2 separate regions of the Homo sapiens genome follow, and region 1 is linked to region 2. A link is a contact called in ENCODE Hi-C or POLR2A ChIA-PET data. All regions are on one chromosome and are shown on one strand. The core of a region is the stretch at or near the end of the contact, and the rest is flanking DNA. Distances in the headings are between cores, read along the strand shown. Region 1 overlaps BMP7 (bone morphogenetic protein 7). Region 2 holds the start of BMP7-AS1 (BMP7 antisense RNA 1).

Region 1 (2,957 bases), core at 70-2,569, 34 kb before region 2:
TGACTTACATGGAGATGAGGGCTACAGAGGAAAACAAGGCAGGAGAAGCTGGAGTGAGCGGGCATGCTGCCGCGGGTGCCAGCAGGCGCTCTTCTGAGGAGGTGACATGTGGGTAAGAACCAAAAGGAAGTGAGATAGGAGGGTGGGGAGGCATCCAAGGGCGAGGCATTCCTGCATGACGATGCTGAGCAGTGGGGACGAGGCGCCCTCCATGTCTGAGGCCGCTGGAGTAGCATCGGATAGAGGATCAGAGGCAGGCACTGAGCCTGGCAAGGAATGAGGAAGCTGGGGCCTGGGTCAGCAGACAGTGTGGGCGGAGGGAAGATCTGCGTGGCTGGAACCAGCCCCAAGGCTCAATGCTGCAAGGGGGTGCTCAGAGTGGATGGAGGCAGCCAGGGGGAGCCCAGAGGCCCCTGGTCCCCACCCTCCGTGGGGGAGTAGCAGGGCTGGGAGAGAGAGAACCAGCTCTGGGGCAGCAGGAACCTCCCCAGGGCCAGGGTGTCCTCAACACAGGAAGGTCAAGGTCAAGGAACCATCTGGGAGGAGCCCAAACAGCTGGACTCTACAGCCTGCCCTCTAGAGCACACGATGCCAAGCAGAAACCTAAGATGGCCTTCATGGCTGTGGCAATGCCCAGGGCCACAGGTAGCCATGCCCCTCCACGAGCCTCCTCCCTCTTCCCTGTGGGGGGGTAGAAGGCAGGGTGGAGGAGAAGGAACATCCCCTCAGCTCAGGGATGTGTCAGGTGAAGCTGCTAGCTCGAGCCAGGGACATTGCTGACTCCTTGGTGTCCTGAGTCAAGGAGGATTCTGAAGCTGTGTTCAGGCTCCGTCAGAAGGAAGTCCCATGATCTATTAGCAATGTCTGTCATGAGCACAGGAGAGGCCATGATCTATTAGCAATGTCTGTCATGAGCACAGAAGGGACAAGGAGTGGCCTGAGTGCTACTTTCCCCAACCCTGTCTTAAAGTAAAGCCACGACATTTGGCATAACTTAGTTCAAACCCAAGGCCAAACAGACCAAGGCCGAGCACAGCTCATGAAGCTAGTTATGGTGTACGAGTGAGGCGTGGGCACTGGCCCTGCCACCAGGGACTCCAGACCCTGCTCTGTGCTTCCAGGGCTCTTTGATCACGGCTGTCCCAGCAGAAAGTGGCCGGAGCTCCTGTGTATCCTTAGGACTTATTAGCAGGAAAACAAGGAAAGGAAACGAAGGAGGGACTCCCAGCTCCCCTGTCCGTCCAAGCCTGCCCCACCCGCCCCCAAGCAACAGAAAGTGAGCAGGAGACAGCCCTGACGCCAGCACCGGGATTCATCCACCTCCTCAACCCCCTGCTTGGGCCGCAGACAAGTCAGGACTGGTGCTTAGGCTCAGCTCCCGCCTCCACGGGTCATCTGGCAAAGGCGGCTGCTTACCAGGGAGCTGGGTCCAAACGTGGGTGGGGAGAAGGAAGTGCAGGGACCCAGTTTCTCAACCCCAAACCGCACCATCTGAAGAGCACGTGAAGCCCCGGGGGAGGGGGCTGGCGGGCAGGAAAGCGAGCTCCGCGTGGGGTAGCGTGCCGGAGCATGTGCCCCCGCCCCAGCACACACAGGGCTGCCGAGAGATTCAACTTGTGTGGCTCCACGGCAGGGCTCCAGCCCAAAACCGGGGGGACGAGCGATTCAAAGGGGCAGGCACACAGGCGTACACACTCACACTCAAGGACTCTGGCCTAAGCCTAGGGTGGGGCCCAGGCCTCGGTATTTTTATTTTATTTTTTTCTTAACTTCCAGGCAGGTTTTAGAAGAGCTGCAAACAGGGCCACGAGCCATCCGCGGGAAGGAGGCAGGTTCCCAGCAATGAATTTCTGCCACGGGAAACAGTGAGAGCCCCGTCCTGGGGGCTGTGTAAATGGAGACTTGGTGGGGCTTTGATGAGGAGGCGGTGGGGAAAATCAGAGTGAATTCTAAGCCCGCGATGCCTAGTTCCTCTCCCCCTCATTACCCAGGTGCACCCGATGGAGCTCCAAGACACGGAAGTCTCTGCCGGGATGCAGTTTGCCTACACTTCCTGCCTGGATGATCTGCCACATCCTCTAAGGAGTCTCCGGCCTCTGAGCACCCCCTCGGCACCCACCCTGTTCCTCACCTTTCTTAGAGCAGCCAGAATGATCTTATCACCTGCACCCCACACCACAGCTTGAATCTCTGCAAAGACTTCTGAACATGCTTGGCATGAAGTTCAAACTCAAGACGTGACTCCCAAGAGAATGCCTGACCCGCCCACCCTCACTCCCCTCCCCTGCTTCAGCCCCCACAGCCTCCTCCCCACTCCCCAAAGGCGCCAGGAAACCCCACAGCACAGGCCTCTGCCCCTGCAGGTCCCACAGCCCAGAGCATCCTCTCCGGACCAGCCTGGCCTCGTGGGCACCCACTGGACCCAGAGCTCTCAGCTCGCTCGCCACGAAATGTTGTCTGCAGCCCTCGGGATGGGCTGCGTTCCCTAGGCACCACCCTGACTCTGGGTCTGTTACTATGTATGGATGTGAATGGCAACCCCCTCCTTCCTGTCCTAAATTAACACCCCCAAGGGCAGCCTTTGTGTGGGTGTTCGACATTGAATCCTAGCCTTCAAGAGTCCAGCATAAAAGAGGCTTCGAATACAAATGAAGGAATTTGGTTGGTTTTTGACTTGGGAGATCAAAGACCCCTTTGAGAAACCTGGAAAAATGGATCCACTGTCAGAAAAGAAAATATACGGAATCCCTACACACTCTGGGCCACACAGACCCACTGAGGTCCATCCGGGGGCCCCAGGACACCCGCCAGGGGTCAGGAAGCCTTGTCTTAAAAAGGCCACCAACCCCACTGACCTGCCTTCTCCCTTGAAAAGTAAAATGAACATAAATTTCAAGCTAGGCTAGGTAAGGAGGAAGAAGCTATTGGCACTAGAGGGTTAATTTGGGGGTGGGGCT
Region 2 (2,816 bases), core at 2-2,501:
GCCACTCGCAGACCCAGCTGACTCGCTCCCCGACCCCTAGTCTGACCCTCGCCCTCGCCTCACTCTGCTGCTCTTTGGAAAACTGCAGGCCGGACATTCTGAAGGCCTGCATGTTGTGAACGGTTGCTGGGCCGCAAGGATATTCCTCAGAAGAAAAGGAGCAAGAGAGCGAGCCAGCGAGCATGGCCAGAGCATTCCCAGGCTAGCATGATGTCATGGAGGGAGCACAGGCTTGCGGCTGCGGTGAGTCAGGCCGGGAAACTGCAACCCGCCGTGCACCTGGAGTCAGCCCAGCAGCAACCCCAGCCTGCAGGGAAGCCCGGGAAGGAGATCAAAGGAGCCCAGAAGGAAGCCGGCCCCACCCTGGCAGCCAGCTCCCGGGTCCAAGGGGTGCCCCTTCTGAGCTGCAGGCTGGGGAGGACTCAGCCCGGGCCCCAGGCTCCCCCACCTCAGCTTCAGGGAATGCCCTGCTTTCCTGCCAAATCATAGAACAGTCCCTGGCATCCCCCAGACGGGAAGAGGAAGTCAGGGAGGTCCAAGGCTTTTTAAAAATACACTTTCTTGAAGACGGTGCATATCCAGGAAGGCTAAAATTAAAGCTTTGGGGAGTAAGGTGGAAAAATACACAAAGAGGCACAATATCCTCCTGCCCCAGACAGAGCTCGGGTGGCCACCCACGGCCCTCTCACCCACCCCACGGCTGTCTGTCTCCCTCTGGGCAGGGCCAGCTGACTGCAGACAGCACCAACCCAGCCACTCATGGGAAAGTCAGGAAGATGCCCGTCCAGCACCCGGAGGCCAGCGTTGTCACAGTCAGAAGGCGAGTCAGTGGCCCTTATGTTCTAGCCCTCAGTTTCTCCATCCACAAGACAAAGGGTTTGGAGTTTATCAAGGTCTCAAAAACTGCAACTTATTAATAGGATAGCTAAGAGAGGAAAATGAGAGGATCAAAAATCCAAAATGCTCTGTGGTGAAATGAGGTTGGGAAGCACCACATGACACATTGCTCCTTAGAGATGTCATAATGCACCTTAGCTCTTTAAAGGCTCTGAAAAGTCCTGCTGCAAAGAAATGTCTGCTCCGGCAATGGAGCGCAGTAACGAGCCGTTCAAACTTGTGTCAAGGTGTGGATCACAGAGGCTGGGGGTCAAGAGGGAAGAGAAATACAGCGACAAATGGAAGGCTCTCCCTCATTAGAGACACAGCCACCAGCAGAGACAATCAGGGGGTGAGAGGCCCGGAATCCTCTTTGTGATGAAATCCCCAGAGTGGTCCTCGGGTCCCACAGTGGGTGCTCAGGGATGTAGGCTGTAGGGCTCCAGGCTCTGAGTTGAGGAAAATTGGAGTTAAATTTCAGTGAAGTAACCCTGAGCAAGTCAGTCTCTGTCCATCAGGTTCTTTTGTTTGTAAAATGGAGGTAGCCATGAGGATTGTTCTGAGAATGAGTTAAATGGAAAGATATGCTCAAGATGCCAGCGCAAAGCCAGAGACTCAAGGTTCGCAGCTGGTTGGAGCAAACCTCAATGTCAGTGTGAATCTTCCACCATGGGATTCAAGCTGCCTTGGCTCTAAAGTAAGATCACAGCTGCAGTGAGCTGACCCCAACTCAAGATGGAACCATCTTAGAACAAGGTGCGGAGCGAGCCCTCTGAACCGTATGGTACCTGAGAGGCGAGCACTGTTGTCCCCTCTCACAGGTGGGAGACTGAGGCTCAGAGATATGCAGGTAGTGAATGGAACCACCCCAGAGCCTTGTTCCAGCAAAGTGTCACCCCTGCACGGTGATGGTTTGATGGTGGAGGGAGAGCTACCACCCAGAGAACCCGGGGGTTCCCCTTCCACTCTTCTCACCCCGCACTCCCCCTGCCCCAGCAGCTTGCAGGGGCTGAGCAATTAACTTCCCTGCCTCAAACCCTTTATCAGCTCTTAGGATAAAAAGCCAAAGCTCTCTAATGTGTTCTGTGATAAAGAAGACTATGGAACTGACAGTCCAAACCGAGAAACTGGGGAGAGAGAGGAGGCATTATTGTCAACTCCAGGTCATCCAACCTGTAAGGCCCTGGATGGTCCGGCCCCTGTCTCCACAGCCTCCTCCCACCCAGCCCTCCTCATCTGTGCCAGTCTCCAGCCCACCACAGCCCCTCACACATGCTGTTTCCGCTGCCTGCAACACTGTTCCCTGCCTTTTCACCTCCCTCACACCTGCCTGTTCTTGAGCATCCCAGGGAAGCGTCCACTGATGCCCTAATGGTGCATCCACGTCGGACACGCTCCAAGCCCAAGTCCTCTCCCCTGCGCCATCTGGGCTGGAGTTTCAGTTTGTTTGTATAGTTTTTTGGGTTCTCCTCTTTTCCTGCCAGGTTTTAAGCTTTTTGTCAGCAAGAACCAGCCCTATTTTATTCAGCCCTGGAGCGGCCTCTCCACCAGGCACACAGCTTAGCACAAAGCAGGCCTCAGATGCACGCTGGACAAATGTGCTGGTATCCTCTGCATCCTTATGGCCAGTAAGGTTTTCTGGTTTCACTTCCAATAGTTTACATTATTAAAAGAGAAATGGTAAATACTTTTTCAGATTATTCAGGTAGCTCCAGAAATGGCTCTGACTCACAGTTCACTGGGGCCTTAGCCCACCCAGCCCACTCTATGTCCCACTGGGCACCCACACTCCCAGGCCATGGGCACCCAGCTGCACATCCTAGTTGAAGGGAAACCCTCATCAGCCCCTGGGCACCTCCATACCCCCCACCTTCACAGGCCTGGCTATGGAACCAGGGGGCTGTCAAATTACCTCAAATTGACCCCTCACTGGAAACTGC

Evidence for each region. Hi-C counts contacts between places; a loop is a spot of excess contacts on that map. ChIA-PET counts read pairs that join two places held with the same protein, here RNA polymerase II (POLR2A). Pooled maps may share reads with other maps.
Region 1: a pooled map shows a loop between it and region 2 (2.7-fold over the local background). The contact joins the enhancer-like site here to the promoter of BMP7-AS1 in region 2. A Hi-C loop is called at or near these places in 1 of 168 maps with a recorded cell type or tissue (posterior vena cava) and 2 of 50 pooled maps. POLR2A ChIA-PET finds 5 or more read pairs at or near these places in 4 of 52 experiments (CD4-positive, alpha-beta T cell, H1, Panc1 and 1 more).

What each region holds. Positions count from the first base shown.
Region 1 is chr20:57,178,017-57,180,973 of GRCh38, forward strand. All of the region lies in intron 4 of BMP7 (bone morphogenetic protein 7), which reads right to left. Among named protein-coding and RNA genes, the nearest start is that of BMP7-AS1, 34 kb to the right of the region's middle. Within about 2 kb of position 1,320, at least 2 of the 41 ENCODE cell types and tissues checked have a DNase peak (open chromatin) inside an H3K27ac peak, as active enhancers do.
Region 2 is chr20:57,212,445-57,215,260 of GRCh38, forward strand. It overlaps BMP7-AS1 (BMP7 antisense RNA 1), which reads left to right and starts at 1,252. Exons shown (of 4, transcript NR_110631.1): 1 at 1,252-1,632; 2 at 1,924-2,051; 3 at 2,361-2,504. The region is part of intron 2 of BMP7 (bone morphogenetic protein 7); the gene reads right to left.